2 separate regions of the Homo sapiens genome follow, and region 2 is linked to region 1. A link is a loop called in an ENCODE intact Hi-C map of the cell type or tissue named here. Cell type or tissue: mammary epithelial cell. All regions are shown on one strand. Links, peaks and the distances in the headings refer to the core of each region. The heading gives the core; the rest is flanking DNA. Region 1 has its middle 27 kb from the start of UBE2G1. Region 2 overlaps UBE2G1 (ubiquitin conjugating enzyme E2 G1).

Region 1 (15,990 bases), core at 4,736-12,735:
CACCGCGCCTGGCCATTCAGAATCTTTTTGAAAACCCATTCTATGTCAAGACATGATGAGTTCTGCCTCCCCAAGGTAGAAGCTAGACTCCTGTACCTAGCTTCCCTAGCACTCAGGCATACAGTGTAGGCTCATCCAATCAGATGCAGCTGATATCCATTCAGAGGTGAGCTGTACGAGGATGAGAATGCTGTAGAGACACGGAGATTTTTTTGTTTGTTTATTTTGTTTGTTTTCAGACAGAGTCTCTATCACCCAGGCTAGAGTGCAGTGGCACGATCTCGGCTCACTGCAACCTCCGCCTCCTGGGTCCATGCGATTCTCCTACCTCAGCCTCCCAAGTAGCTGGGACTACAGGTGCCCACCAGCACGCCTGGCTAATTTTTTGTATTTTTAGTAGAGACGGAGTTTCACTGTGTTAGGCAGGACGGTCTGAATTTCCTGATCTTGTGATCCACCTGCCTCGGCCTCCCAAAGTGCTGGGATTACCGGCGTGAGGCACCGTGCCTGGCTGACACAGAGCTTTTGAGGGCAGTGGGAGTGGAGGCCCCAGGAGTAGAGATACTCCTTCCACTTTTGAGCTGCAGTGGCTATTGATGGCAAAAAGCAGAGGCTGTGCTGATAACAGTCCAGGAGCAAAATTTGGGTATTGTTCCTGGCCAAGTAGCCTCCAAGCCCAATTCTCTATCCCTCTCAGAGACTGTGTGAGTCATTTATATCTTTAAATACATTCCTTGGCTGCTTAAACTAGTTAGAGTAGATTCTGTTGTTGTAGCTAAGTTCCGTGACAATTATGAGGCTTCCATGATGTAGCTCAATATAGCGTCTGGTACTAGGAGGGGAGCAGTCAAACTGTACCTGTAGCCTCTGGTTTTCCAGGTAGATGAGATAGTACATTTTATTATTGTTTGTTTCACTTCAAGTTGGGTTTTCTTTTCTTTGTTCTTAAAAGCATCCACGGGCAGGCGCAGCAGCTCATGCCTGTAATCCCAGAACTTTGAGAGGCCGAGGCTGGTGGGTCACTTGAGGTCAGGAGTTTGAGACCAGCCTGGCCCACATGGTGAAACCTCGTCCCTACCAAAAAATACAAAAATTAGCAGGGTGTGGTGGCGAGTGCCTGTAATCCCAGCTACTCGGGAGGCTGAGGCAGGAGAATTGCTTGAACCCAGGAGGCAGAGGTTGCAGTGAGCCATCATGCCACTGCACTCCAGCCTGGGCAACAGAGCAAGACTCCATCTCAAAAAAAAAAAAAAAAAAAAAAAAAAGCATCCAGTTGATTTCCACAAGCAACTTCAGTGTCTGGCTGCATTTAGGGTATGCTCAACACGTGTTCCTTCATAACCACCTTTTAAAATGACCTGATAATTGACATACAACTTACGAGTTTTGACATATGTAAGCACTCACGAAAACATCACTCAATTAAGATAATAAACCTCTCCATCACACCTAAAAGTTTCTTTGTGCCTTGCTGTAATCTTTCTCTCTTTCCTTTCACTCCAGCCACTTTCTGATCCCCGTTCTGTCACTTTCTAGAATTTTTTGTAAATGAAAGCAAACATATGTACTCTCTTTGGTCTTCTTTCACTCAGCATAATTATTGTACTTATTTATTTATTTTTATTTCATTTATTTATTTTTTTTTGAGATGGAGTCTCGCTCTGTCGCCAGGCTGGAGTGCAGTGGTGCAATCTTGGCTCACTGCAACCTCTGCCTCCCGGGTTCAAGCGATTCTCCTGCCTCAGCCTCCCGAGTAGCTGGGACTACAGGCACCCGCCATCACACCCGGCTAATTTTTGTATTTTTAGTAGAGATGGGGGTTTCACTATGTTGGCCAGGCTGGTCTCAAACTCCTGACCTCATGATCCACCCACCTTGGCCTCCCAAAGTGCTGGGATTACAGGCGTGAGCCATTGTGCCTGGCCATTTATTTATTTTTAATTAATTAATTTATTATTATTATTATTATTGAGACAGAGTCTTGCTGTCTCCCAGGCTGGAGTATAGTGGTAAAATCATGGCTCACTGCAGCCTCACATTCCTGGGTTCAAGCAATCCTCCTGCTTTAGCCTCCCAGGTAGCTGGGACTACCAGCACATACCACCACTCCTGGCTAATTTTGAAATGTTTTGTAGAGACAGGGGTCTGACTACGTTGCCCAAGCTGGCATAATTATTTTAAGATTCATTCCAGTTGTTGCAACACACTGGGTTTGCCCTTTTGCCCTTTATCTTTTTTTTTTTTTTTTTTTTTGAGACAGAGTCTCTCTGTTGCCCAGGCTGGAGCACAATGGCACGATCTTAGCTCACTGCAACCTCCGCCTCCTGGGTTCAAGCAATTCTCCTGCCTCAGCCTCCACAGTAGCTGGGATTACAGGTGCCCACCACTATGCCCGGCTAATTTTTGTATTTTTAGTAGAGACAGGGTTTCACCGTGTCGGCCAGGCTGGTCTCGAACTCCTGACCTTAAGGGATCCGCCTGCCTCAGTCTCCCAAAGTGCAGAGATTACAGGTGTGAGCCACCGTGCCGGGCCGCAGCTGCTTCTTAAAGCCTGTCACTAGAGGCTGGGCGCAGTGGCTCATGTCTGCAATCCCAGTACTTTGGGAGGCTGAGGCGGGCGGATCACAAGGTCAGGAGATTGAGACCATCCTGGCTAACACAGTGAAACCCCGTCTCTACTAAAAATACAAAAACAAAATTAGCTGGGCATGGTGGCGCATGCCTGTAATCCCAGCTACTCAGGAGGCTGAGGCAGGAGAATTGCTTGAACCTGGAGGTGGAGGTTGCAGTGAGCTGAGATCACGCCACTGCACTCCAGCCTGGCGAAAGAGTGAGACTCTATCTGAAAAAAAAAAAAGCCTGTCACTGACGAGCTGCATTGGAACCACCTGGAGACACCTGTTAATACGTAGCTGTCTGGGCCCAAGCCCCTCTTCTTGCAGATGAGGCCCCAAGAAGGGGAGTGACTTCTTCAGGGAGCCAGGGCTAATTTAGGACAGGAACTCAAGTCCTGATTCCAAACTTAGGACGAAAAGAAGGGGGAATGAGGAGCAGGAAATGTGTCCAGTTTTGACTCCTCTGATTCCCGTGTATTTTTCCTTTGGCTTCTAATATTAAGAGAAAGGCCCAGTACTATATTAAGAGGAAGACCCAGTACTTTGGAACAAGGTGGCTTCCTGCTGAGGCTGGGTCTTGTGTGTACTCTGAGGCCTCAGATTGCTGTGGCCGGGCATCTCGGGTCTCCCAGCCACCTGCATAGACCTGGCTCAGGAAAGGAGCTGGGTAGGATCCCAGCTTTAGCATGAGGCAAGAGCTACCTCCTTTGAATGGGCAAAAGAAGGCGGGGAGGAGAGTCCAGGCAGACAGGTAAACTATGCAGAGCCTGATAGAGTAAGGAGGAAGCCAGGGATAGGCCAGGCTTCAGCTCCGCCCCTGGGCCAGACTAGGGCCTCAGTGGGCAGAGGCAGGAGAAGCTGCCAAGGCCTGGGGAGCCGACCCTCCACAGAAGCTAGCAGGGCCCCGTCAGGATCCACCAGCCCAGGCAGATGCAGCTTTGCCTATGGGCTCCTGCTCGGTGCCAGAGAAATGACCCTGTCCCTCGGGTGATGGGCACTGCATCCTGGTTTCAACAATGTCATTTTATATTATCCCCCCTGCATGCCATCAAATATTTTCTTTTTTTTTTTTTTAGATGGAATCTTGCTCTGTTGCCAGGCTGGAGTGCCGTGGCTCAATCTCTGCTCACTGCAACCTCTGCCTCCCGGGTTCAACAATTCTGCCTCAGCCTCCCAAGTAGCTGGGATTACAGGCGCACACTGCCACGCCCAGCTAGTTTTTTTTATTTTAGTGGAAACGGGGTTTCACCGTGTTGCCCAGCCTGGTCTGAACTCCTGAGCTCAGGCAATCTGCCTGCCTCGGCCTCCCAAAGTGCTAGGATTACAGGTGTGAGCCACCGCACCCGGCTTTTTTTTTTTTTTTTTTTTGCAGGTGGAGTCTGGATGTGTCGCCTAGGCTAGAGTGCAGTGGCGCAATCTCGGCTCACTGCAACCTCCACCTCCTGAGTTCAAGTGATTCTCCTGCCTCAGCCTCTTGAGTGGCACTGGGATTACAAGCGTGCCACCATACCCGAATAATTTTTGTATTTTTAGTAGAGACGGGGTTTCACCATGTTGGCCAGGCTGGTCTCAAACTCCTGACCTCAGGTGATCTGCCCGCCTCAGCCTCCCAAAGTGCTGGGATTACAGGTGTGAGCCACTGCGCCCAGCCAAATGTTATCTTATGGTCACTGCACCAGTATTCATTTGGCTGATTAGAAGTAAGATTTAGGAAGAGTGTAGGAATAGTCTCCTGATCCAAAACTCCCATTGTCTAAACGAGAAACTGAGGTCCAGGGAGAGGGAGGACCTGGCCCAGGGCCATGCAGCTATTTAATATGTTTATCATCTTCTCTAGTGGAACACTGCGGGAGAAAAGTTGCTTGCTTTTGAAATTATTTACATATGCATATATACTTTTTACATATAAAATATGAAATACATATTTCATGTATACATATGAAATATATGCATAAAAGTCAAAAGGCACCAAAAATTCAGTCTCCCTCCCACTGCTATCCCTGGTCTCACAGTGCTTCACCCTAGGACACCCACTGTTGTTACCTCTTTCTTATTTATCTTTCTAGAGACATTTAATACATATGTAACATTTACGTGTGTGTGTGTGTGTGTGTGTATATATATAAAATTTTTTTTTTTTTTTGAGACAGAGTCTCGCTCTGTCACTAGGCTGGAGTGCAGTGGCTCGATCTCGGCTCACTGCAACCTCTGCCTCCTGGGTTCAGGTGATTCTCCTGCCTCAGCCTCCCGAGTAGCTGGGACTACAGGCGCCCGTCACCATGCCCAGCTAATTTTTGTATTTTTAGTAGAGACAGGGTTTCACCATGTTGGCCAGGATGGTCTCCATCTCTTGATCTCGTGATCCACCCGCCTCAGCCTCCCAAAGTGCTAGATTTACAGGCATAAGCCACCACGCCCAGCCTATAAATTTTTTTTTTTTTTTGAGACAGAATCTTGCTCTATTACCCAGGTTGGAGTCTTGGCTCACTGCAACCTCCACCTCCTGAGCTCAAGCGATGCTCCACCTCAGCCTCCCAAGTGGCTGGGACTACAGGTGCACACCATCACACCTGGCTAATTTTTTTTTTTTTTTTTTTTTCAGAGACAGGGTTTCACCATGTTGCCCAGGCTGGTCTCAAACTCCTAAGCCCAAGCAATCCACCCACTTTTGCCTCCCAAAGCGGTGGGATTACAGGTGTGAGCCACCGTGCCCAGTCACATGCTTTTTCTGTTTGTTTGTTTGTTTGTTTGTTTAAGACGGAGTCTTACTCTGTTGCCCAAGCTGGAGTGCAGAAGCATGATGGCTCACTGCAACCTCCGCCTCCTGGGTACAAGTGATTCTTCTGCCTCAGCCTCCTGAGTAGCTGAGACTGCAGTTGCATGCCACAATGCCCGGTTAATATTTTTGTATTTTTAGTACAGACGAGGTTTCACCATATTGGCCAGGCTGGTCTCGAACTCCTGACCTCATGATCTGCTGGGACTACAGGCATGAACCACCATGCCTGGCCCCCTACGTGTTTTTAAATCACCAAATTTACATGCTATATTTACTGTTTGGCACTTTACTTTTGCATATATCTTAACTAAGATGACTTAATTTTAGTACCTAGTTGCCTCATTCTTTGTATTAGTACATAATATTTAATTGGATGGTTGTAGCATAATTTATTTAACCAGCTGCCATGTAGTTCCAAACTTTAGCTATGAAAACAATGCTGCAGGAGAATGGCATGAACCCGGGAGGCGGAGCTTGCAGTGAGCAGAGATCGCGCCACTGCACTCCAGCCTGGGTGACACAGCAAGACTCTGTCTCAAAAAAATACAATGCTGCAGCCGGGAGCGGTGGCTCACGCCTGTAATCCCAGCACTTAGGGAGGCTGAGGTGGACAGATCACCTGAGGTCAGGAGTTCGAGACCAGCCTGACCAACATGGAGAAACCCTGTCTCTACTAAAAATACAGAAAAATATTAGCCAGGCGTGGTGGTGCATGCCTGTAATCCCAGCTACTTGGGAGGCTGAGGCAGGAGAATCGCTTGAACCCGGGAGGCAGGGGTTGCAGTGAGCTGAGATCGCGCCATTGCACTCCAGCCTGGGCAACAAAAGTGAAACTCCGTCTCAAAAAGAGAGAAAAAAAAGAAAGAAAACAATGCTGCAATGACTGTCCTGGTGCATATTATATATATCTTGGGTTACCTGTGTACCTGTAGTGTAAATTTCTGAAAGTGGGATTACTGGAACAAAGAGTTTGTGTATTTCATTTTTTGATAGATATTACCAGTTTGCCCCATAAAGGGGTTGTACCAGTTAACTTTCCCACCAACAAACAAGGTGTGGCAGTGCCTGTTTCAGACACCTTCATCCCCAGCCTGGACAACATGGCAAAACCACATCTCTACAAAAAATATAAAAATTAGCTGGGTGTGGCGGGCACGCGCCTGTGGTCCCTGCTACCCAGCTACCTGGGAGGCTGAGGTAGGAGGATCTCTGGAGCACAGGAAGTTCAGGCTACAGTGAGCCATGATCGTGCCACTGCACTCCAGCCTGGGTGACAGAAGGAGACCTGTCTCAAGCAAACAAACAAACAAACAAAAAGCAAAGAACAGACACCTTCACCCACTTGAGTGATTTTGTTTTGTTTGTTTTGCCAATCTGATAAGTGGAATGTTCTTTCTCATAGTTTTAATGTACATTTTTAAAACATCCCCCAGGTGGGAGCAGTGGCTCACCCCTGTAATCCCAGAACTTCAGGAGGCTGAGGCGGGCGGATCACCTGAGGTCAGGAGTTCAAGACGAGCCTGGGCAAGTTGGTGAAACCCCATCTCTACTAAAAATACAAAAATTAGGAGGGTGGATCATGAGGTCAGGACTTCAAGACCAGCCTGGCCAAGATGGTGAAACCCCATCTCTGCTAAAAATACAAAAATTAGCCGGGCATGGTGGTGGGCGCCTGTAATCCCAGCTACTGGGAGGCTGAGGCAAAAATTGCTTGAACCCGGGAGGCGGAGGTTGCAGTGAGCTGAGATCATGCCACTGCACTCCAGGCTGGGCTACAGAGCAAGACTCCGTCTCAAAATAAATAAATAAATAAATAAATAAATAAGAGGCCGGGCACAGTGGCTGACACCTGTAATCCTAGCACTTTGGGAGGCCAAGGCGGGCAGATCACCTGAGGTCCGGAATTTGAGACCAGTCTGACCGATATGGAGAAACCCTGTCTCTACTAAAAATACAAAATTAGCCAGGCATGGTGGCGCATTCCTATACCAGCTACTCGGGAGGCTGAGGCAGGAGAATCGCTTGAAGAACCTGGGAGGTGGAGGCTGCGGTGAGCCAAGATCGCACCATTGCATTGCACTCCAGCCTGGGCAACAAAGGCAAAACTCTGTCTCAAATAATAATAATAATAATAATAAATAAAACATCCCCCTCCCCCTTAATATACATTTTTCATATTATGAATAAGATTGGCCAGGTGCAGTGGCTCACACCTGTAATCCCAGCACTTTGGAAGGCCGAGGCAGGTGCATCACCTGACTTCAGGGGTTTGAAACCAGCCTGACCAACACGGTGAAACCCCATCTCTACTAAAAATACAAAATTAGCCAGCCGTGATGGTACACGCCTATAATCCCAGCTACTCAGGAGGCTGAGGCAGGAGAATCGCTTGAACTGGGGAGGTGAAGGTTGCAGTGAGCTGAGATCAAGTCACTGCACTTTAGCCTGGGCAACAAGAGTGAAACGCTGTCCCCCAACTCCAAAAAAAAGATTGAGCCTCTGCAATAGAAACCCAGAGGCCCGTCTGTAAGTGGAGTGGGCTTCGGCCCTGGCCCCAGGCTGAGGCACTGTGTCTCTACTCCCCACCTTGCAGATAAGATGGCTTGGCAGCCGGGACCCTCGGCCCTCCCAGGAGCTGTCTCCTGCAGCCCCTCACCTGGGATGAGTAACATTTATCTGGGGAGACTGGAAGAGGCATGTTTTACTCAGACATCCTGGTTTGTCCTGCTTTTCTCTCCCTGAGGGCTGGGACTTACCCTCCAATGCAAAACGGGCAGATTTGCAGCAGGGGAATGGCAAGATGAGACCTGCTTTTATTGGAACTGAGCTGGAACCGATGGGGAGTGGGGAGGAGGCTGCAGCAGGTGGGGAGAGTGAAAATGAGTGAGCCGAGCAGCCGGATGGACCCAGAGATCCTCAGAGGTGGCCCCACTGGGGACAATGGGGTGAGATAGAACCGAGGGAGAGAAGCAGACAGGTGACCCCCGGGAGCAGGGAGAGTTGGATGGTGGGTGAGTTGGAGGTTGTTTGTGGGATGGACAAAGGACATGAAGAAATGTTTGTTAGATGAATGTCCTCCCAGAGGCTAAAGGAATGGGGTAGTCACATGTCCAACCCAGGATGTGAATGTGGCCAGTCTGGCCACAGCAAGTTAAACTACCTCTGGGGTGTGTCCTGCTCCTGGCTTCCTGTAATCTGGTTCCTTGGAGGCTAATTAACACAGAGCTAGCTTTGCTCCAGGTTTCCCACCTTGGTGTAGCTCCTTCCATGCTGTCTCTTGGCTCAGGGATGGATGGGTTGGGGAGCGGGCTCCTGACTGATGGAGGGGGTAGTATGTAGGCTGGAGGCTGGAGAGCTGGGTCCAGCTAAGCCTAGCCCCCATCCAGGCTTCCAGAGTGTGTTTGCTGCTGGCTTGAGATCAGCAGGTAGTGAACCAGGCCAGGAGGTCATTGCCCTCTCCAGGCCTTGGTATTCTAGATCCTTCTCCTCCTTTGGCCCATCTTCCTTCCTTCCTTCCTTCTTTCCTTCCTTCCTTCCTTCCTTCCTTCCTTCCTTCCTTCCTTCCTTCCTTCCTTCCTGCCTTCCTTCCTTCCTTCCTTTTTTCTTTCTTTCTCTCTCTCTGTCTCTCTCTCTCTCTCTTTCTCTTTCTTTCTTTCTTTCTTTCTTTGAGACAGAGTCTCACACTGACACCCAGGCTGGAGTGCAGTAGCGCAATCTCAGCTCACTGTAACCTCCGCCTCTCAGGTTCAAAGGATTCTCCTGCCTCAGCCTCCCTGGCCCATGTTTATTCCAGTGGCTCTTGCCCTCTCTCTCCCACAGTTGCCAATCCCAAATGAAGATATCTCTCAGGGGCAGCAAGAACCCCCATTCTAAGCACTTTAACCTCTTTTCTTAGGATAGCCAGATAAAATACAGTAACACTCAGTTACCAGCCTGGACAACACGGCGAAACCCCATCTGTACCAAAAATTTTTAAAAAAGCAACAAGTAGCTGGGAATGGTGGCTTGCACCTGTAGTCCTACCTACTTGGGAGGCTGAGGTGGGAGGATCACCTGACCCCAGGAGGTCGAGGCTGCAGTGAACCATGATTACACCACTGCACTCTAGCCTGGGTGACAGGGTAAAACCCTGTCTCAAAAAGAAAAAAAGAAAGAAAGAGAAAAAGGACACTTAGTTAAATTTAATTTCAGATAAGGAATTATTATTATTATTATTGTTATTAGAAACAGAGTCTCGCTCTGTTGCCCAGGCTGGAGTGCAGTGGCACGATTGAGGCTCACTGCAACCTCTGCCTCCCGGGTTCAAGCAATTCTCGTTCCTCAGCCTCCCAAGTAGGTGGCAGTACAGATGTGCAGCACCACACCGGTCAATTTTGGTATTTTTAGTAGAGATAGGATTTTGCCATGTTTGCCAGGCTGGTCTCGAACTCCTGGCCTCAGGTGATCTGCCCGCCTTGGGCTCCCAAAGTGCTGGGATTACAGGCGTGAGCCATCACGCCCGACTAATTTTTCAGTATAAGTATATTCCAAATACTGCATGGGATATAATTATACAACAAAATTTAGCTGCTTATTTGAAATTCAAATTTAACCGTGTGCATGTATTTTTATTTGCGAAATCTGGCAGCCTTGCCCGTTCTTCCGTAGCAGTTCCAGACAGCCACGGCCACCTGGTCCTGGTCCTCGGGAGTACCGACACAACTGCCACCCTAAAGGGCACCAGGAACTCTACCTCCATCAGCTCGCAGATGGTCACCGTGGCAGCTGTCTCTAAGGAGGGTGTTCACTCCTCTTCCACAGATGACAAAACTGAGACTCCAAGAAGCCAAGTGACTTGTGTAAGGACAAACGGTAACCAAGGCGCAGGGGAAGCAGCCAGCCTTTGCCAGTCTGACTCCAAAGTTCAAGTTCTATGTACACCCCAGGTAGCTTGGCAAACCACCCACTTCTCGAACAGGAAGGCCTCAACCCTGCCGTTCACAAAGGAGGAAAAAGACAGTGTGTGCAGGCCCCCAGGCACAGGACAGACAAGATTCGGTGCTAGAATATTCAAAGTGATTTTGAAACCCAGCGCCTCTTAGTAATAACAATACCAGTTTCGGTCATTTGCATAACTTTCTACCGTTAACAAAAGGTATCCCCAGCAGTTAATTACAATGACAAAGAAGGCACAAGGAGGCCGGGGCGGTGGTTCACGCCTGTAATCCCAGCACTTTGGGAGGCCGAGGCAAGTGGATCACCTGAGGTTAGGAGCTCAGCCTGGCCAACATGGTGAAACCCCATCTCTACTAAAAGTACAAAAAATTAGCCGGGTGTGGTGGCACATGCCTGTAATCTCAGCTACTCGGGAGCTGAGGCAGGAGAATCGCTGCAATCCGGGAGGCGGAGGTTGCAGTGAGCTGAGATCGCGCCACTGCACTCCAGCCTGGGCAACAAGAGCGAGACTCCGTCTCAAAAAACAAAACAAAACAAACAAACAAAAAAAGAAGGCAGATGGGAGAGAGAATGGTCTGTAGGATCCCTCTGCAGACCCTGGGACGTTTCCTGTGCTCCCACTGGACATGGCTGGGGTGGGTGGGTGGGTGCTGGGCAGATCCTTCTGGGCCAACTTCCAGGAGCTTCTAGATGAGGGTCCTGAAGTCACAGGCTCTGAGCGTGGGTCTGGGCAGCGCACAGAGGGCTTGGGTCCCAGTGGCCAGTTCCAGCTCTGCCTGCAGGACCCCAGTGTTGGCGAACATGCCATCGGTTACAGTTCCTGACACCACCTGCTGGACTGGATTCCAGGCGGTGTAAACCAGTCTCTGCTCTCAGGGAGGGTCTGAAAGACGACGGATCCTTTGAGGGAGGGAACTGGGAGCCCAGGCCCTCAAGATGGGTTAGGAGTAAACTGGAGGGGAGGGGCTTGGGACACCTGCCGGGGGAGTCCAGGGTGGGGTAAGACGCTGGAGAAAATATGATCAAAATGAGACTTATGTAAATCAAATCTCGTTTGGTTGCAGATCTTTTACTGCTGTTTTGATCTGCCATTGGCAGAGACTGCTGACTACTTGGGCTTTTGAGTTTTTCTTCCCCTTTTTACGTGCCATGTGGGGCAGGGGGCGGGAGGAGGTGGGGTGCCCTTTAGGCCACCAGGTTTTGTTTTTGTTTTTTGAGACAGAGTCTCGCTCTGTTGCCCAGGCTGGAGTGCAATGGCGTGATCTTGGCTCACTGCAACCTCCACTTCCCGGGTTCAAGCGATTCTCTTGCCTCAGCCTCCTGAGTAGCTGGGACTACAGGTGCGTGCCACCATGCCCGGCTAATTTTTTTTGTGTGTGTGTGTTTTTAGTAGAGATGGGGTTTCACCGTGTTAGCCAGGATGGTCTCGAACTCCTGATCTTGTGATCCGCCCGCCTCGGCCTCCCAAAGTGCTGGGATTACAGGCGTGAGCCACCGTGCCCAGCCATTTTTCTTTTCTTTTCTTCCTTTTTCTTTTTCTTTCTTTTTTTTTTTTTTTTTGAGACAGGGTTTCACTCTGTCTCCCAGGCTGGAGTGCAGTGGCACGATCTCACCTCACTGCAACCTCCACCTCCCGGGTTCAAGCGATTCTCCTGCCTCAGCCTCTTGAGTAGCTGGGATTACAGACACCTGCCACCACACCCAGCTAATTTTTTATTTTTAGTAGAGACGGGGTTTCACCATATTGGTCAGGATGGTCTCGAACTTCTGACCTCAGGTCATCTGCCACCTCGGCCTCCCAAGGTGTGCTTACAGGCATGAGCCACCACACCCGGCCTTAGGCCATCAGGGTTTAAGGAGTGCCAGGAAACTGTTAAAGGAACCTTGGGGGATCTTTCAGAAATATTTAAAAAAAAGATGAGGCTGTGGATATGCCTCCCCACCCCTACCCTCTAGTTTCTTCATTGAAAATTTTAGTTTTTTTTCCTTGCCCAATTTTCTCTTGTGAGTGGCTCTCTCTAAAATTGTAGTTCTGGATGGGCAGGTGGCTCACGCCTGTAATCCCAGCACTTTGGGAGGCTGAGGCGGGTGGATCACTTGAGGTCAGGAGTTCAAGACCAGCCTGGCCCACATGGTGAAACCCCATCTCTACTAAAATACAAAAATTAGCTGGGTATGGTGGCTGGTGCCTGTAATCCCAGCTACTCGGGAGGCTGAGGCAGGAAAATCGCTTGAACCGGAGAGGTGAAGGTTGCAGTGAGCCAAGATTGCATCACTGCACTCCAGCCTGGGCAACAAGAGCAGACACTCCATCTCAAAATAAATAAATAAAATAATAATAATAATCATCAAAGTGTAGGTATGTGTCAGAGGTGGTGGGAAGAGAGGACGTGAGAAGATGTACTTATATGACCACAGATTAAAATTTTTTATTTCAAATTTGCTGCAAAGGGAGATAATGTTGGAAAAATCCAGTTCAGAGATTCCCACTGGATAGAAACATTTGATATGAAAAAAATATATTAGATAATCATTGTCAAACAGGATTTTTAAAATCTAAGTAAAGATCATTAGACTGTTTGCAAAATGGAAAGCTGGTTGTATAACTGCCCAAGGGGATCACCTTGCCCGCTGCCTAGACAGCCGATTCATCAAGACAGGGGAATTGCAACGGAGAAAGAGTAATTCACGCAAAGCTGGCTGTGCAAAGACCAGAGTTTTTTGTTTGTTTGTTTGTTTTTGTGACATAGTTTTTGCTCTTATTGCCCAGGCTGGAGTGCAATGGTGCAATCTCAGCTTACTGCAACCTCCACCTCCCGGGTTCAAGTGATTCTCCTGCCTCAGCCCTCCCGAGTAGCTGGGATTACAGACGTGCATCACCATGCTCGGCTAATTTTTTTTTTATTTTTAGTAGAGACAGGGTTTCACCATGTTGGTCAGGCCTGTCTCGAACTCCTGACCACAAGTGATCCACCCAATTCGGCCTCCCAAAGTGCTGGGACTACAGGCGTGAGCCACTGTGCCCAGCCTGTTTGCAGCAGTTTTGTTTAATAGCTCTAAACTGGAAATAGGATAATTGATAAATAAATTGTAGTATATTTGCTATGGTCTGAGTGTGTTCCCCAAAATTCATGAATTGGAAACTTTTTTGTTTTTGTTTTTGAGATGGAGTTTTACTCTTGTCATCCAGGCTAGAGTGCAATGGTGTGATCTTGGCTCACTGCAACCTCTGCCTCCCGGGTTCAAGAGATTCTCCTGTCTCAGCCTCCCAAGTAGCTGGGATTATAGGTGCCTGCCACCATGCCTGGCTAATTTTTGTATTTTTAGTACAGACAGGGTTTCACCATGTTGGCTAGGCTGGTCTTGAACTCCTGACCTCATGTGATCTGCCCACCTCGGCCTCCCAAAGTGTTGGGATTACAGGCATGAGCCACCACACCTGGTGAATTGGAAACTTAATCCTCAATGCAACAGTGTTGGGAGGTAGGGCCTAGTGGGAGGTGTTTAGGTCATGAGAGCTCTGCCCTCATGAATACATAAATGCTGCCATTAAAAGGGCTCACAGAAGTGGGTTCTGTCCTTTCACTCTTCTGACATGTGAGAACACAGCATTTGTCCCTGCTTGACTTCTGCTTTCTGCCATGTGAAGACACAGCAAGAAGGCCCACACCAGATGCCACCACCTTAATCTTGGACTTCCCAGCCTCCAGAACTATGAGAAATAAATTTCTGTTTCTTATAAATTATCCAGTCTCAGGCATTCCACTGTAGTAGCACAAACGGACTAAGGCAGTATTTGTATCTAAAAGGCTATCTAGAGCTGGGTGTGGTGGCTCACACCTGTAATCTCAGCACTTTGGGAGGCCAAGGCAGGTGAATCACCTGAGGTCAGGAGTTCGAGACCAGCCTGGCCAACATGGTGAAACCCCATCTTTATAAAAATACAAAAATTAGCCAGGCATGGAGCACACACTTATAATCTCAGCTACTCAGGAGGCTGAGGCAGGAGAATTGCTGGAACCTGGGAGGCGGAGGTTGTAGTGAGCCGACATTGCACCACTGCACTCCAGGCTGGGCGACAGACTGAGACTCTGTCTCAAAAAAAAAAAAAAAAAAAGAGGCTGGGCGAGGTGGCTCATGTCTGTAATCCCAGTACTTTGGGAGGCCAAGGCAGGTGGATCACAAGGTCAGGAGGGTTTTTTTTGTTTTGTTTGTTTGTTTGTTTTTTGAGACGGAGTCTTGCTGTCGCCCAGGCTGGAGTGCAGTGGCGCGATCTCAGCTCACTGCAGGCTCTACCCTCTGGGGTTCACGCCATTCTCCTGCCTCAGCCTCCCGAGTAGCTGGGACTACAGGCGCCTGCCACCTCGCCCGGCTAATTTTTTGTATTTTTAGTAGAGACGGAGTTTCACCGTGTTAGCCAGGATAGGATGGTCTCGATCTCCTGACCTCGCCTCGGCCTCCCAAAGTGCTGGAATTACAGGCGTGAGCCACTGCGCCCGGCCAAGGTCAGGAGTTTTGAGATGTGCCTGGCCAAGATGGTGAAACCCTGTCTCTACTAGAAATACAAAAATTAGCTGGGCATGGTGGCGGGCACCTGTAATCCCAGCTACTCGAGAGGCTGAGGCAGGAGAATTGCTTGAACCCGGGAGGCAGAGGTTGCAGCGAGTGGAGATCTTGCCACTGCACTCTAGCCTGGGTGACAGAGCAAGACTCCGTCTCAAAAAAAAAAAAAAAAGAAAAAATTTTTAAAAAGATCTGAATCAGGTAACAATGTGGATGAATCTCACAGATATCCTTGAGAGAAATACATATACACAGTATGATTAATACAGACGTAGTATGATGCCTTTACATGAAGTTCAAAAAGACGAAAATTTCATTTACGGTGTTACAAGTCAGAAGAGCAGTTACCCGTGGTCTAGGAGACTTTCTGGGATAAAGAGAATCTGTTGTTTTTTTTTTGAGACAGAGTTTCACTCTGTTGCCCAGGCTGGAGTGCAATGGCATGATCTTGGCTCAGCACAACCTCTGTCTCCCAAATTCAAGCGATCCTCCTGCCTCAGCCTCCCAAGTAGCTGAGATTACAGGCTTCCGCCACCAAGCCTGGCTAATTTTTTTTTTGTATTTTTAGGGGTTTCACCATGTTGGCCAGGCTGGTCTTGAACTCCTGACCTCAGGCGATCCACCCGCCTTGGTATCCCACAGTGCTGGGATTACAGGTGTAAGCCACCGCGCTCAGCAAAAGATTCTTTTGTATCTTGATCTGGGTGGCGGTTACACTGTATAGTAGGCTGAATAATGGACTCCAACTATATTGGGTCCTAAACTCTAGAGCAGGGGTCCCCAGTCCCTGGGCCGCGGACCACTAACAGTCCCTGGCCTGTTAGGAACCAGGCCTCACAGCAGTAGGTGGAGTGGTGGGCCAGCAAGCGAAGCTTCATCTGTATTTACAGCTGCTCCCCATCGATCACATTTCTGCCTGAGCTCTGTCTCCTGTCACATCACTGGGGCCATTAGATTCTCATAGTAGCACAAACCCTATTGTGAACCGGGCACGCAAGGGATCTAGGTTGCGCGCTCCTCATGAGAACCTAATGCCTGATGATCTGTCACTGTCTCCCATCACCCCCAGATGGGACCATCTAGATGCAGGAAAACAAG
Region 2 (15,990 bases), core at 4,557-12,556, 67 kb before region 1:
TGCTGCTGCTGAAGGAAGCAAGCACAGTCATGAGATTCTTGAATTTCCAATTCACTTTAAGTTCATTTCAACCACCAAATAATACATATAAAAAACCAGAAAGACTTCAGAAAAACAGTCTCAAAGAAATTACAGAAACATATTTTTAAAGAAGACCAGAAAGAAAACATTATAAAGCAACAGGAGACCTTAAAGGAAAGTGAAAAACAGACTAAAAACAAATCATGGTCATAACTTTCAGAAATCATACTTCTAATGAAAAGATAAATAGTTATTTTTAAAGAGTAAAGATAATAAACAAAGGAGATTTACATAAGTTAAACTGGCATTCCTGAAGAGATCAGAATATTAAAATGTCATAAATCTATAAAGCTTTCTATAATAATAAATATACAGATTGAAAACATATCCCACAACTCAGAAAAAACTGGTACAGAATAAACAATAAAACATCTGTCAAATGAGGCACTGAACTTTAAAGTTAAATAATATCAAGGATATTCAGGAAGGGAAAAAACAAGTCCAGTATAGGTGGGTGGGTGGAACCAACCAGGTTAGCCTCAGATTTCTCCACAATACTCATTGTAGGTAAGTAACAGTGACGTGAAGAAATACGGAATCCTGAAGAAGAATGTGATAAAAAGAATGAGAAATGCAGCCAGGCATGGTGGCTCATGCCTGTAATCTCAGCACTTTGGGAGGCCCAGGCAAGTAGATGCTTGAACCCAGGAGTTCAAGACCAGCCTGGACAACACAGGGAGACACCACCTCTACAAAAAATACAAAAATTAGCTGGACATGGCGGCAAGCGCCTGTGGTGCCAGCCACTCAGGAGGCTAAGGTGGGCAGATCACTTGAGCCCAGGAGGTCGAGGCTGCAGTGAGCTGTAAGCATGCTGCTGCACTCCAGCCTAGGCACCTGTGTCGAAAAAAAAAAAAGAGAGAGAGAGAAGCCCAAACAGGAAGTCCAAATAAGATGGTAATACACATTTACATGTATTGTAAACTTTAAGGACTTAAGAAATGGTACTTTTTGAATTAAATGCTGCGAAATCAATCAAAATAAAGAATTCAGTAACAGAAAAACGCAGGTGAAAGGGACCAGTGTAGTTACCAACCCCATGTAAATGCATAAATAAAACCAAACCACCATGAATGCTATAAGCTTTTATATATATATATTTAATAATATATGCTGTCATTGCCAAGTGGCACACGTGTGTGTGTGTGTGTATTATTTTCTTGTTGCCATTGGTCCTATTTTTACATTATCAGGATTTATATATAAATTTACATTGTCAGGATTTTACATTGTTATTTTCTGTATTGTCGTAATTTTACATTATCAGGATTTCTATGTTAAAAAAGAATAACCAATTACTAAATATATCTATATTTATGATTAGAAAATGGGAAGGGAATGGAGGGAAAGGGAGAGAGGTACTAAGGAATACATATGTGTTTATTCCCTCATCCTGGACATCAGGAAGTCAGTGGGTTCTATCAAGAGTCTCAAAACTATTTAGAGGTTTTTATAGATTTTCTTCTCTCAACTTTAGGACTCTTTTAGAAATTAATCTCTTCTTGCGATAAATGTCTATCTATAGGTCAATAATTTCTTCAATATTACCTTAGCTGGGTTGTCATTCATATGCAACTTGCAACTTAAAGTATATAAATGGCACATCTATTACAACCTCAGATTTCAGCCCGCATGCATGCACTGAAAGGTGGATGCAAGGATGCCCAACGTTGGGAGACATCTGTAGGTGGTGGTTGTTATTACTAAGTAGTAGAATATTTTCAACTTTCTTTTATGTACTTTGATTTTTTAAATTATGAAAAAAGGCCATGTATCCTAAAGTAACATAGGAAAATAAAATAGAAGGCATTAGACACTACCTTCTTGCTCTCCAAAGACAACCACTGCTAACAATTTGCTGTGTATTCTTTCAGACTTAGGCTACACCACCATATACTATACAGAAATGGAATCATCCTTGTATAACTGATGGCCACTTAGCATAGTCTGAACACTAGATAACTCGTTCCCACCACCATACCTCTTTTCGTTTTCCCCCTCAAATATAAATAATGCTGCCTAGGTATGAGCTGAGAGGAGTGAAAAAAACAAAAAGTAAAAAAAAGAAATTATGAATATTTAAAAGTCTTTTTAAAAATAAATAAAAAGAAAAAACAATGCTGCCATTGCCAGGCGGTGTGAACCTGTAGCCCCAACTGTTCTGGGGGATGAAGAGGGAAAATCTCTTGAGCCCAGGAGAGTCTGAGGCTGCAGTGAGCTATGATCGCACCATGGCACTCCAGCCTGAACAATAGAGGAAGACCCCATCTTAAAAAAAAATTAATTTAAAAAGAATACTTTGCACTCTCCTTGTACATCTGTGGAAGTATATCTAGAATATAAACTATAAACTGAACTGTAAGTCAAAGGAACATATATATCAAGCCACAAAATGTTTACTTCAATGTATTATCCCAGAAACACTGTAGGCAACTATTTCCCTACAGCCTTGCTAACACTGGGTACTTTTACTGCTGGCTAACACTGGGCATCCTTCTGCCACTGGCAATTTATCTTTGGTGCATTTACATATTTTTATTCCCCCACCCCGTTTTTTTTACATTGAGTGATTCTCTTTTTTCTGATTATTTGGATGGGCTTTTTAAGCATTGTGGCCTTCTTTCTTTTTTTGGAGACAGAGTTTCACTCTGTGGCCCAGGCTGGAGCGCAGTAGTGTGTTCATGGCTCACTGCAACCTCCGCCTCCTGGGCTCAAGCAATCCTCCCACCTCAGCCTCCTGAGTAGCTGGGACCACAGGCACAAACCACCATGTCTGTCTTTTTTTTGTATTTTTGGTAGAGACAAGGTCTTCCTACGTTGCCCAGACTGGTCTTGAACTCCTGAGCTCGCCCCCCAACCCTGCCCACCCAAGTGCCGGGATTACAGGTGAACCCAGCCAATTTGCCCAATGTTTGTTGCTATTACTTAGAGTCTAAGGGATGAAGGCAATATTTACATTTAAACCCCTAATTTTCCTAGGCTATTAGTGTGCGATTCAAATGTGTGTCTATAAAGTTTATTATAATTAAAGCAAAAGTTTGAAATTTGAAAATTAGCAACATAATTTTTCTTTTTTATATTTTGATTGGACTAAGTGTGGTATGAAACTCAAAAGCCAAACAAGTCAGAATGACAGCTTTGTCTACATTTTGAAATGCAACAATCTGAATGACAGGTTTCTAACATATGACCAAGTATTAAACTACTTTTAATGGAAGTATAAGAAGTGGATTCACATAAAATGCACAAAGTTAAAAACTGGAACAGGTAATACAAATACAAGATGTTCTACTCACAAACACATATTAAGATGGTGTTGATTCCTCATTCCTCTAAGTAGTCTCCACCCACTTCTTGACATAAGAAAGAAAGAATAATGTAAGCAGCAGACCATGCCAGGTCCAATCCAAGATTTCTTCCAAAGGGGAACAACAGGTGTGATTATGTCAAAGTAGCTGTGATCTGCTGACACTAACTCACCCTCTGTTGTATCTTCCTATCATGCCTTGAACTCCTCCTCAAACTCTTCCCTAAGATGGCATTAGGAGATTATATTTCTCTAATTCAAATAACTATTTATTTGTATGTGCTTCTTCTCCTTATAATCACATTAGCAAAAGAAGAGAGCCCTGCTGCATGATCAGAAATGTTGTGCATGAAATATAACTTCTACTGAAAGGCATCTTGTACATGATCTTCTCCACATTAAGTAAAAATGGCTTCTAAGAAAATGGGGTGTCCTGGGAAAATACAGGTGAACCTATGTAAGAGGCCTAGGAAAGTACAAACACTGAAAGAAAAAATTGGAAGTAATGCATTTATTTAAAGGCAAGGGAACCAAAAGCTGAGCCCCTGACTTTAAGTATATCCCCTGTATCACACATAAGACTGTTTCTATGCAACAGAAATACAAATGGAAGGCAATGTTGATGTCTAACAGTTACGGTAATACTTCATACAAAAATGTATAACCACCAGCAGCATGGAACCACCGAGCACTGTGGCAACAGCAATGTGCATTTCATATCTCCGAAGTGATGGAGGTGAAAGGAGAGAAACAGGAGAATTTGGTGAGCAGCTCAGTTGCAAAGCAAGCCCTGAATTGTTTGAGAGGTTTAAGAACAGTACATAAATGCATAACATTAAATATCACTGATAAATAAATTAGCTTCTGCTGATAGCGAGACTGCAACAAACTTTCCCCCAATGAATTGCAGAAAACTATTAATAAAGGAGAAATATTGGAAAGCAAATTTATAACTGACAAAAATAGACCTTTCTTAAAGAATGCCATCTTGTGCTTTGGTAAGAAATTTAAAAAGAAAACGTGTCAGGCTAACATTGCTTTTATATTTAAAAAATTGAGCGATGTTAAGCTAAAGCCTTTGCTGATATACTCTGAAAACCCAACAATACTTAAGAGCAACCTGTAAAACAAAAGTAAGGACTCATCACAACCTATGAGATTAAATATCAATTACTGATGCCGTTTCTGATGCAGGATGATGATGAAGACAAAACTCCTTTAATTAAGGATTTTAAGGAAGAACCTAAGAAGGCATACGAATTCATCAAAATGAAAATGAATTAATCAGATAAGAAACTAGTCCCTTTCAATTTATTGCTGACCTCCAAAGTTTAGAGAAAGTCATCTCCCAAAGGAAAAATTATTAGATCTTACTAAGGAGACTGGGCTGAGAGAACAGCTTTGTCGCCCAGGCTGGAGTGCAGTGGCACAATCACAGTTCACTAAAGCCTTGACCTCCTGGACTCAGGCAATCCTCCCGAGCCTCCTGAGTAGCTGGGTCTATAGGTACATGGCACCATGCCCAATTCATTTTTATATTTTTTGTAGAGGCAGGGTTTCACCATGGGCATCATGGTCTCGAAGTGGGCTCAAGCAATCTGCCCACCTCGGCCTCCCAAAGTCCTGGGATTACAGGTGTGAGCCACTGCACCTGGCCAGTAACTAGTATTTTTAATGCTTTATATAATGGAAGAAAGGGGTGGAAATTTGTTACATAGATATATTTAGAGCATTTCATTTGCAACCCTTAATGTAATAATCCAGGCAAGGATGATCAATGGATGCTAAAACCATTAAGTGAAAAGGTCACTGGAGAACAGAATATGATGCCCAAGCATCACCCCACAGATTACTCACCAGTAAAAAGAGATAATGCATCTTCGCAACGGAGAAATCTGGCAATCACCAAATAATTGTTCGAATTTAGAACCATTAACCCAAGAATGTGTATCTTCTTATTTGATGCAAAATGGTATACACAAGCTTCATCTATGACATACTCTTGCCCCTCCCCCAAAATGTTTACACTGAATCAAATCAAGCTTCTTAGGTTAGACCTGCACTTTCTAATATAATAGCCACTAGTCGCATGTGGCTACTGAGCACCTAAGAAGTGGCTAGTCTTACTTAACATGTGCTGCAAATGTAAAATATAAACTGGATTTTTGAAGACTTTGTGAGAAAAAAGTTATGCTGATTCCATCTTGAAATTATATTTTGGGTATATTGAGTTAAATGAATTATTAAAATGAATTTTACCTATCTTTTTACATTTCTAAATGTGGTTACAATTTTAAAATCACACATTAGGCTTTCATGTGTGGTTCCCATGTTTCTATTAGATAGTACTGCTACAGTTTGCAGGAAATCTAGGGGATGTGGAAATAAGTGAAACAATTGCTTTATTTATAAAGTGAGATAGGGGTCTCACTATATTGTCCAGGCTGGTCTCAAACTGCTGGATTCAAGTGATCCTCCCAACTCAGCCTCCCAAAATGCTGGGATCACAGGCATGAGCCACCATGTCCAGCCAGTTAAATGATTTCTTGAGAAAATAATTAGAAAAATCCACAATGTTGAATAGGATACTCTATTTAACAACTAGTTTAAGGCCGGGCGCGGTGGCTCACGCCCGTAATCCCAGCATTTTGGGAGGCCAAGATGGGCGGATCACGAGGTCAGGAGATCGAGACCATCCTGGCTAACACAGTGAAACCACGTCTCTACTGAAAATACAAAAAATTAGCCGGGCGTGGTGGCAGGCTTCTGTAGTCCCAGCTACTCGGGAGGCTGAGGCAGGAGAACGGCGTGAACCCAGGAGGCAAAGCTTGCAGTGAGCCAAGATCGCGCCACTGCACTCCAGCCTGGGGGACAGAGCGAGACTCCGTCTCAAAAAAACCAACCAAACAAACAAAAAAAACAAAAAACAAAAAAAAAAAGTAGTTTAAAATCTTCAAAAATTCAATCTGAAGAGGATTCTTAGGGCCATCAAAGTATTCTGTATGATACTATAATGGTAAGATACACGTCAAATATTTCTCTAAACCCATAGAATGTACAATACCAAAAGTGAACCCTGATATAAATGATGGGATTGTGGGTGATGACGTGTCAATGTAGTCCATCAGTCATAACTCTATTTCAGTAGTTTTAAAACTTCAACCAACTATTTCTTCACCTGCTAGCAGTTACATGGTTTTTGTTTTTAAATAACTCTTAAAATTGTACATATTTACATTGCATGTATCACACATATGTACACTATTCTGTATAAGTGAATATATGAAAGAGACATATGCTGGAAAGACAAAAGTAAAATAAAGAGAGCTTAAGAGACTTCTAAACAACTGAATCTTTTCCTCAAACACAAAAAAATCCACCCAAAGCAATTTACAAATACAATGTAATCCCTGTATCAAAATCCCAACAACTTTTGGAAAACCCATCCTAAAATTCACACCCCAAATTGCCGAAACATTCTTGAAAACAAGAACAAAGTTGGAGAACTCACATGTCCTGATTCCAAGGCTTACTACAAAACGACAATAATCAAAACACTGTGGTATTGGCAAAAAGACAGACATAATATACACCAATGAAACAAAATAAGAGCCTAGAAATAAAACCCTTGCATATATGGCCAACTGATTTTCAACAAGGTTGACTAGACCGCTCAATGAGGAAAGAAAATCTTTCAATAAACAACACTAGGGAAACTGGGTATCCATAAGCAAAAGAATGAAGGTGGATTCTTTCCTTACATGATATGCAAAAAATAACTCTAAATGAACTGAAAACTTAAACGTAAGAGCTAAAACTTTAAAACTCTCAGGCGAAAAAATAAGAGAAAATCTTCAAGACATTGGATTTAGCAACAAACTCTTGGACATGACACCAAGAGCAATAGAGACAAAAGAAAAAATAAATGATCTGGATCAAAATTTAAAACTTTAGTTCATCAAAAGCAACCCCCAAAAAAATGGGAAAAATATTGTAAATCACCTATCTGATAAAGGATTAATATCCAGAATACAAAAAGAACTCATACAACTCAATAACAACAAGAAAACCAATGCAAAAATGGGCAAATGACTTGAATAGGCATTTCTCCAAAGATAAAAAGATGTCTGGTCAACAAGCACAATGCAAAGATGCTCAATATCACTAATAATAGAAGAAATTCAAAACCACAATGAGATACCACTTCACACCAATTAGAATTGCTATTAAACACACACACAGAAAATGACAAGTGTTGACAAGAATGTAGAGAAATTAGAACCCCATGCATTGCTAATGGGAATGTAAGAGGATGCAACCATTGTGAAAGGCGGCATGGCATGTCCTCAAAATATTAAACTTAGAATTACCATATGATCCAGCAATTTCACTTCTGGTTATATATGCAAAAGAATTAAAGCAGGGGGTCAAACAGATGTTTGTACACCAATGTTCAAAGCAGCATTATTCACAACAGTCAAAACGTGGAAACAACCCAATTGTCAACCAACAGATGAATGGATAAACAAAATGTGCAGTATATACATACAACAGGATGTTACTCAGCTTTAAAAAGGAATGAAATTATGATACATTCTACAACATGAATGAACTTGAAAATATTATGCCAAGTGCAATAAGCCAGATACAAAAGGATAAATATTGTATGAGTCCACTTACATGAAAATACCTTGCAGCCAGGTGCAGTGGCTCACACCTGTAATCCCAGCACTTGGGAGGCCAAGGTGGGCAGATCACCTGAGGTCAGGAGTTTGAAACCAGCCAGGCCAACATGGCAAAACCACGTCTCTACTAAAATACAAAAATTGGCCAGGCACGGTGGCTCACGCCTGTAATCCCAGTACTTTGGGAGGCCGAGGCAGGTGGATCACCTGAGTTCAGAAGTTCGAGGCCAGCCTGACCAACATGGCAAAACCCCGTCTCTACCAAAAATACAAAATTAGCCAGGCATGGTGGCTCATGCCTGTTAATCCCAGCTACTCGGGAGGCTGAGGCAGGAAGAATCGCTTCAACCTGGGAGGCAGAGGTTGCAGTGAGCCGAGATCGCGCCACTGCACTCCAGCCTGGGTGACAGAGCAAGACTCTGTCTCAAAAAAAATACAAAAATACAAAAATAGCCGTAGTGGCGTAGTGGCGGGCACCCCTAATCCAGCTACTTGGGAGGCCGAGGCAGGAGATTCGCTTGGAACCGGGAAGCAGAGGTTGTACTGAGCCAAGATCACACCACTGCACCCCAGCCTGGGCAACAGAGCGAGACTGTCACAAATAAAAGAAACAGAAAAAGAAAAGAAAATACCTTGAGAAGTCAAACTCAGAGAGAGAAAATAGAATGGGGGTTGCCAGGGGCTCAGGATAAAGAGGGATGAGGAGTTACCGGTTTGTGTGTTTGTTTATTAAGACTTAGTTAAGTACAGTAGTGAGAAGGGGGAAGAGTAGAATGGAGTAGTTAAAAAGTCCAATATACATATCAGAAGTGTGGGACACATCAAATGGAAGCCAAGCATATTCCTACCTCCTTGTGTGGCAGGTCCTAAAATACAGACGGACTGTGTCATTACTCTGAATCACCCTCAAGCCTTCGACGTGGCCCACACCCAAAGACAGCACCATTAATAACCTATCACGTACTTAGGATTCCTCCCAATACAGTACTCAGCAGCCACACCCGCCAAATAAATCCATGATGAGACATCTGCCATCCTTGCCTTAACATAAGTGACCTCTGAGAACAAATCTGCCCTTCTCTTCCTTCTGCAGGAACCCTTTCTCCTTTCCTTTGTGTAGAGCTTCTCCTGTGAAAGGCCCATTTTGGCCCATGTGCAGTGCAAGTAGACCGATACTCTCAGTCTCACTGTTAAAGAAAGAGAGCAGAAATAACTCCGAATGGATCACCAAAATTTCTTAGTTTTGGAAAGAATATCAAATTCCACCAAGTTGCAAGTCATCATTTCAGAGAATGGAAACTCAAAGCCTTGACTAGAATGATGGTTAATCTGGTTCTCCCAGCTGAGAACCCATATATTAAGCTAAACTAGTCTGGCTTTATTTAAAAACTAAGTAAACAAAATGAGAAATGCTTTTCACAAGTTAATTTTTAAAGTAAATGTACAAGGTGTATATTGTTTTATGTTGTCCAAAATATCAACATACTGGTTTTGCAAAAGCCCTTTACTACCGTATGCATACAAAAAAAGTTCTTCCCTTGGGTGATTTAATAGACCTAGTAAATGTCAGATAACTTAAATATTTTCGCCAGCAAGAGATACAGTAAAGTCTATGATTTTGATCTGAATTCAGTGCCCTGTACCCTGACTACTGCAGAGGAGAAGGCGATAAAATAAGAGGATGCTGTCATGCTTGCTCCTTAGCTTCTTTTGCATTCCTCTACATCTTATTCCATTTACAAGTTTATCTGTGTGAGGTACCAAGAACCCATAAAACAACCCTGAAGTTATTTATACATTTATTCAAACTTATAAAAGAAACCTAAGCACGTAGAAAATTGGAATGTAGCTAAGTTTTTTTCAAAAACAAATTAGGAAATTATTGACTGCCACTTGATGGGCTTCTGTGCTGCACTAACAACATGACAATGGTGGGCGGGGCGCGGTGGCTCACGCCTGTAATCCCCGCACTTTGGGAGGCCGGGGCGGGCAGATCACGAGGTCAGGAGATCAAGACCATCCTGGCTAACATGGTGAAACTCCGTCTCTACTAAAAATACAAAGAATTAGCCAAGGATACAAAAAATTAGCCAGGCGTGGTGGCGGACGCCTGTAGTCCCAGCTACTCAGGAGGCTGAGGCAGGAGAATGGCGTGAACCCGGGAGGTGGAGCTTCAGTGAGCAGAGATCGCGCCATGCACTCCAGCCTGGGTGACAGAGAGAGACTCCGTCTCAAAAAGAAAAAAAAAAAAAAAAAAAAAAGACACTTCTGTAATCCTAGCACTTTGGAAGGCCGAGGCAGGCGGATTGCCTGAGCTCAGGAGTTCAAGACCAGCCTGGGCAACATGGTGAAACCCCGTCTCTACAAAAATACAAAAAATGAGTCAGGCGTGGTGGAGTGTGCCTGTAGTCTCAGCTACTCCAGAGGCTGAGGCAGGAGAACTGCTTGAACCTGGGAGGCGGAGGTTGCAGTGAGCAGAGATCGCACCATTGCACTCCAGCCTGGGTGACAGAGCGAGATTCTGTCTCAAAAAAAAAATTAGCCGGGCATGGTGGCATGTGTCTGTGGTCTCAACTACTGGGGAGGCTGAGGCAGGAGGATCGCTTGATCCCAGGAGGTAGAGGTTGCAGTGAGCTGAGATGGCACCACTGCACTCCAGCCTGGGTGAATGAGACTCTGTCTCAAAAAAAAAAAAGAGACTGAGACTCTTCTTTCCACTATTAAACAACTTCTTAGAAGACACTATTTCCATAATTTAAGGACTTTAATATATTTAAAATGTAAGACATTTTTGTGGTTGGTTAAGGATTTCAACCATGACTGAAATCAGGGTTGTCTTCAAAATAATACTGATGTATTTTTTGTAACCAATTCATAAACCATCTCTCTCTTTCCAGTATAACTTTTTCTTACTATCCTGACTAGTCCATTGCCATTAGGCTTTTTTAAAGGTATGCTTTTTTTTTTTAGATTTATAGTAACGTCAGTAAGGTTCTCTTAGACTAAAACTAAATAAGGACTAAACTATCACCAGTAGCAGTTCCTAATCGAATTAAGCCAAACAGTGAGAAATTCCCTGATGACAATTCATGACTCACCAGGAGAAAGCTTAAGTATCGTGCTCTTTGAGTGGAAAGACTAGCTTAGCTAGACTACCCAGAGCCATGAGTTATTGCATCTACAAAGTTTTACACGTATGACGTAAAAGACTAGTTTAGCTAGACCACCCAGAGCCATGAGTCATGCATCTACGAAGTTTTACATGTATGAAGTACATTCATGGAAGTGTCTAACAATTTAACACCATCTATAGTATGGGGCAACAGGAGACATGGGGACAGCAACAATCGAAAATCTAAATGATCCACAGATTTTTAACACAAGCCAAAGCCTAATTGTTTCTAAATCAACTGCCGCCAAGTTTCTCCCAGGCACTTTTCCATACGCCACTCCAAATTCAAAGCTATCTTCACATTTTGCATACTCTTATTTGATTTTAGGAATGGGAAACATTACTCTAAGTGTCAAAAAATAAATAAATGGGAAAGCCTACTTAGCTGGATGATTTTAAAAAAATAAAATTTCAGCCAGTCGCGGTGGCTCATGCCTGTAATCCCAGCACTTTGGGAGGCCAAGGTGGGCGGATCACCTGAGGTCAGGAGTTCGAGGCTAACCTGACCAACATGGAGAAACCCTGTCTCTAGTAAAAATACAAAATTAGCCAGGCATGGTGGCACATGCCTGTAATCCCAGCTGCTTGGGAGGCTGAGGCAGGAGAATTGCTTGAACCCAGGAGGCGGAGGTTGCGGTGAGCCAAGATCGCACCATTGCGCTCCAGCCTGGACAACAAGAGTGAAACTCCATCTCAAATAAATAAAATATATTTTATTTATTTATTTATTAATTAGAGACGGGGTTTCACCATGTTGGCCAGGCTGGTTTCAAACTCCTGACCTCAACAGATCTACCCACCTTGGCCTCCCAAAGTGCTGGGATTACAGGCATGATGAGCCACTGTGCCCTGGCCAGAAAAATAAAATTTCTAAATGCCAAAATAGCCATAAAAAATTAAAAGGCAAATAATTACTCTTATAAACCTTTAAAACCACACACACACACACACACACACACACACACATTCCAAACTGTCAAGGTGTTCACCTTTCTTGGGAATTTTTAAAATAATTTTCTTTTTACCTAGCAGAATCAAACATTTTTTAAAGTTCCTGGTGGTATGAAGAACACAATAAAAAGTGGCACTTTGATACAGTTAATAGTGGAAATACAAATTAGCAAAGCCTTTCTAGAAGGCAATCAGTAATATTTATGAAGAACCTCAAAAATATTTATTTTCCTTAACTAAGAAATGACCAGAAATTTATCCGAAGAGAAATAATCAAGGATTATGTATAAATGTTTTCATAAGGAAAATCCACAGAAGCACTAATTATAATTTAAGTGGTTTACAACTATAATTTGAAAACCCAGAAGTCAAGATGTGGGGAATATGATAGTAGCAGCATATGAAGGAATGCTATGCATCTATTTAAAATACTTTACAAGAATATTTCAGGACATGGGGAAATATTTACAATTTTTAAAAGATAAGATATTCTGAATATATCTAACTCTTAAAACACATACACTACACACTTTTGACAACAAAAAGCTTTGGCCTAATCGTGTCTTCTAGTTCAAGGTGTCAGTGCGGGCACATGTGCTTATCTCCTCTTCCCTCCTAAGAAGTTAAATAAATTTTTCTAAAGAAATTAAAAAATAACTTTTTAATTTAAAGTATATTAAAAAGACCAGGTGGATTGCCCATGGCTCTGAAAGATGAAAACGGATGGAAGAACGTGAACTGAGTAAGCAGAGTGGAGGGAGCAGAGAGCAGAATACTCACAGAGGAGCTGCAGCGAAGGAGGAAGGCTAATCTTCTGGGCAGAACCCCAGAGAGGCGCCAGTTCAGTGACCGTCGTACGAGGGAGATCAGTAGTGAGAAGTGGGACTGAAAACATCTGTCATAGCAAGAAGTCAACAGAGAATGTCTAAAGTTGATAAACCAAAACATAAACACTATAAATATATTATTTAGAAGCATGGAGTTAAGCCCCCAGGAGATCTGAACCTAAAAGGTTTTAAAAAGCAGTTGCCTCTGGGGAATTCTTCATTATCCTTCACTGAATGCATTGTTCACTATTAGGCCTCTTGAATCACTGGTATTTGATTATTTGGGTTTTTTAAAGCTAAGTATATATACATATACATAATGTTGATTTTTAAGTTTTTATTCTTTTTTTATTTTACATTGTGTTCACTTTGCTTTCATACACAAACCTCAATTTTACTTCTTGTCCACTAAGTCAGAGGCTATATTCTATTTGGCAGTGTTTTTCAACCGTAAGTCACACAGTCATGAAATAGATCTAGTGGAACATAACCAGCACTCATTTTTCCTAACAGAAACAAAAAATAAAATAGGGTTATTGTTGGTGAAGCTTTCATTTCAGCCACAAATGTTTAATAAAAATGCATGTGCTGGGGTACTATGGAAAATACCTTCCCTATTGTATCTACTCTCAACCCAGCAGGCAGAAGTAATCCTGGAAAAATGTGAGTCACATCATGTCACTATACCAACAGCTTCCCATTCTCACTCAGAGCAATGGCCTGTGTGATGGCCTATAGGGTCCTTCAGAATTAACCAGCATCTCTCTCCAACCTTCAGCTAACCGCTCTGCCACCGCAGGGGCTTTAACCAGCATCTCTCTCCAACCTTCAGCTAAGTGCTGTGCCACCTCCCTCCAGCGTTCAGGGGCTTTAACCAGCATCTCTCTCCAACCTTCAGCTAACCGCTCTGCCACCTCCCTCCAGCGTTCAGGTCAGCCCCATTTCAGGGCCCTTGTGCTTGCCTCACCTAACCTCTGCATGATTCACTCATTCACCTGAGTTCCTCGGTCCACTGTCACCCTATTTTTAATGAAACCCCACCCCCTTACACACTCCTTATTTTATCCTCTTTCCCTGTTCTAGTTTCCACACAGCACTCTACACTTTCTATTAATTCTTCTCTCCCCTACCCTAACTACAAAGCAAGCTCTATAAGAACAAGGGTTTTTGTTTATTTACTGATATAGCCCCAGGACCTGTGACAGTCTCTGGCAGTAAATATTTGCCCAAGAAATGAATTACTTAAAAATATGTATCACTTTAGGAAAAAGCCATGTTATTGGCAATGAAACACAACAATTCTTAAGTTTGGAACACAAGAAATTTGGGTAGGAATTTTGATGGTTGAGGATAAGCTACAATTCAGACGCCAGACCGTAAATTCCACCTATCGCAATATTGAGTAAGTTGCTGGCATACTCTAAATGTGCAAGTCTACTGAAATGACCTTCGTTCACATCAAAAGTAATGTAAAGAATGTGTGTATCTCAGCCATCATTTTAAAAGAAGAGAAGAAAAAAACTTACGGGCGAAGCTGTTCCCTAAACAGCTAAAATATGTAAAATGTAAAAGACGGGCCGGGCACGGTGGCTCTGTCTGTGATCCCAGCACTTGGGAGGTCGAGGCAGGCAGATCACCTGAGGTCAGAAATTCGACACCAGCCTGGCCAACATGGAGAAACCCCATCTCTACTAAAAATACAAAAATTAGCTGGGCGCTGGCCAGGTGTGGTGGCTCACACCTGTAATCCCAGCACTTTGGGAGGCTGAGGCGGGTGGATCACAGGGTCAGGAGATCGAGACCATCCTGTCTAACACAGTGAAACCCCGTCTCTACTAAAAATACAAAAAATTAGATGGGTGTGGTGGCACGCACCTGTAGTCCCAGCTACTGGGGAGGCTGAGGCAGGGGAATCTCGAACCCAGGAGGCAGAGGTTGCAGTGAGCCGAGATTGCACCACTGCACTCCAGCCTGGGTGACACAGTGAGACTCCGTCTCAAAAAAAAAAAGTAAAAGACTTACACCTTTTGCCTAATTCGCAGTCAAAGTCTCACTCTTAGTAACCACAAGTTGTACACGTTCACAGTTTTCACTATTCCCTTCAACCCTGAATGAAGACCAGGGGGCTTATCACTGATCACCTTCATTTCCTCAGAAGAAAACAAAGACTGGCATTCAGGAGAAAATCACATAGCAGGTCTTGAATTGTGGCACGTGAATGGCAGAACATGTCAGTTATAATTTCCATGGTTTTTTTTTTTTGACAGGGTCTCACTCTGTTGCCCAGGCTGGAGTGCAATGGCATGATCATGGCTCACTGCAGCCTAGGCTCCTAGGCTCAAGCCATCCACCTGCTTTGGCCTTCTAAAGTGCTGGGATTACAGGCATAAGCCACCATGCAAGGTACATTTCCATTATATTTTTCTAGCACATTTTGTAATTCACTGAATGAAAAAAAAAAATCTTTGGGAAAAAGTCATTGAACACTTCTCCCTCATAAACAAAAAAACACATGGCAAAATCAGATTTCTACTGTGTACAAAAGTTTATCCAACTGTAAAAAATAGTATCTCTAAGCCTGCTTTTCTATATTTCATGCCATTAATAAAACACAAGACTTGATAAAACCATTTTACTCATCACTTCTTAGAGAGTAAATTTTAATATTAGTCACTTGTAACTGGTTTTAACCCATCTTCTCAAAAACAATGTGGTTTTACCTGTTTGTTTGTTTGTTTTTGAGAGGGAGTCTCTGTCGCCCAAGCTGGAGTGCAGTGGCACAATCTCAGCTCACTGCAACTTCTGCCTCCCCAGTTCAAACGGATTCTCCTGCCTCAGCCTCCCGAGTAGCTAGGATTACAGGCGCCCACCAACACGCCGGGCTAATTTTTGTATTTTTAGTAGAGACAGCTTTCACCATGTTGGCCAGGCTGGTCTCAAACTCCTGACCTCAACTGATCCACCCGC

Evidence for each region. Peaks named below come from ENCODE experiments on the same cell type or tissue, not always from the same donor. Only the 100,000 strongest peaks of a DNase experiment are listed, where the experiment ranks them.
Region 2: a loop joins it to region 1, with 3 times the contacts of the local background. A loop is called at or near these places in 2 of 110 quality-filtered maps.

What each region holds. Positions count from the first base shown.
Region 1 is chr17:4,385,877-4,401,866 of GRCh38, forward strand. No RefSeq gene overlaps it. Among named protein-coding and RNA genes, the nearest start is that of UBE2G1, 27 kb to the left of the region's middle. RefSeq lists a silencer at 7,749-7,798 and enhancers at 9,818-10,588, 10,172-10,251, 10,589-11,358. In mammary epithelial cell, for the core only: no CTCF peak of the experiment used is centred there; DNase peaks (open chromatin) are centred at 8,195 and 8,485; H3K4me3 peaks cover 296 bases; H3K27ac peaks cover 1,488 bases.
Region 2 is chr17:4,318,798-4,334,787 of GRCh38, forward strand. All of the region lies in intron 1 of UBE2G1 (ubiquitin conjugating enzyme E2 G1), which reads right to left. Among named protein-coding and RNA genes, the nearest start is that of UBE2G1, 40 kb to the right of the region's middle. RefSeq lists an enhancer at 14,359-15,272. In mammary epithelial cell, for the core only: no CTCF peak of the experiment used is centred there; DNase peaks (open chromatin) are centred at 8,004, 9,034 and 11,234; H3K27ac peaks cover 4,461 bases.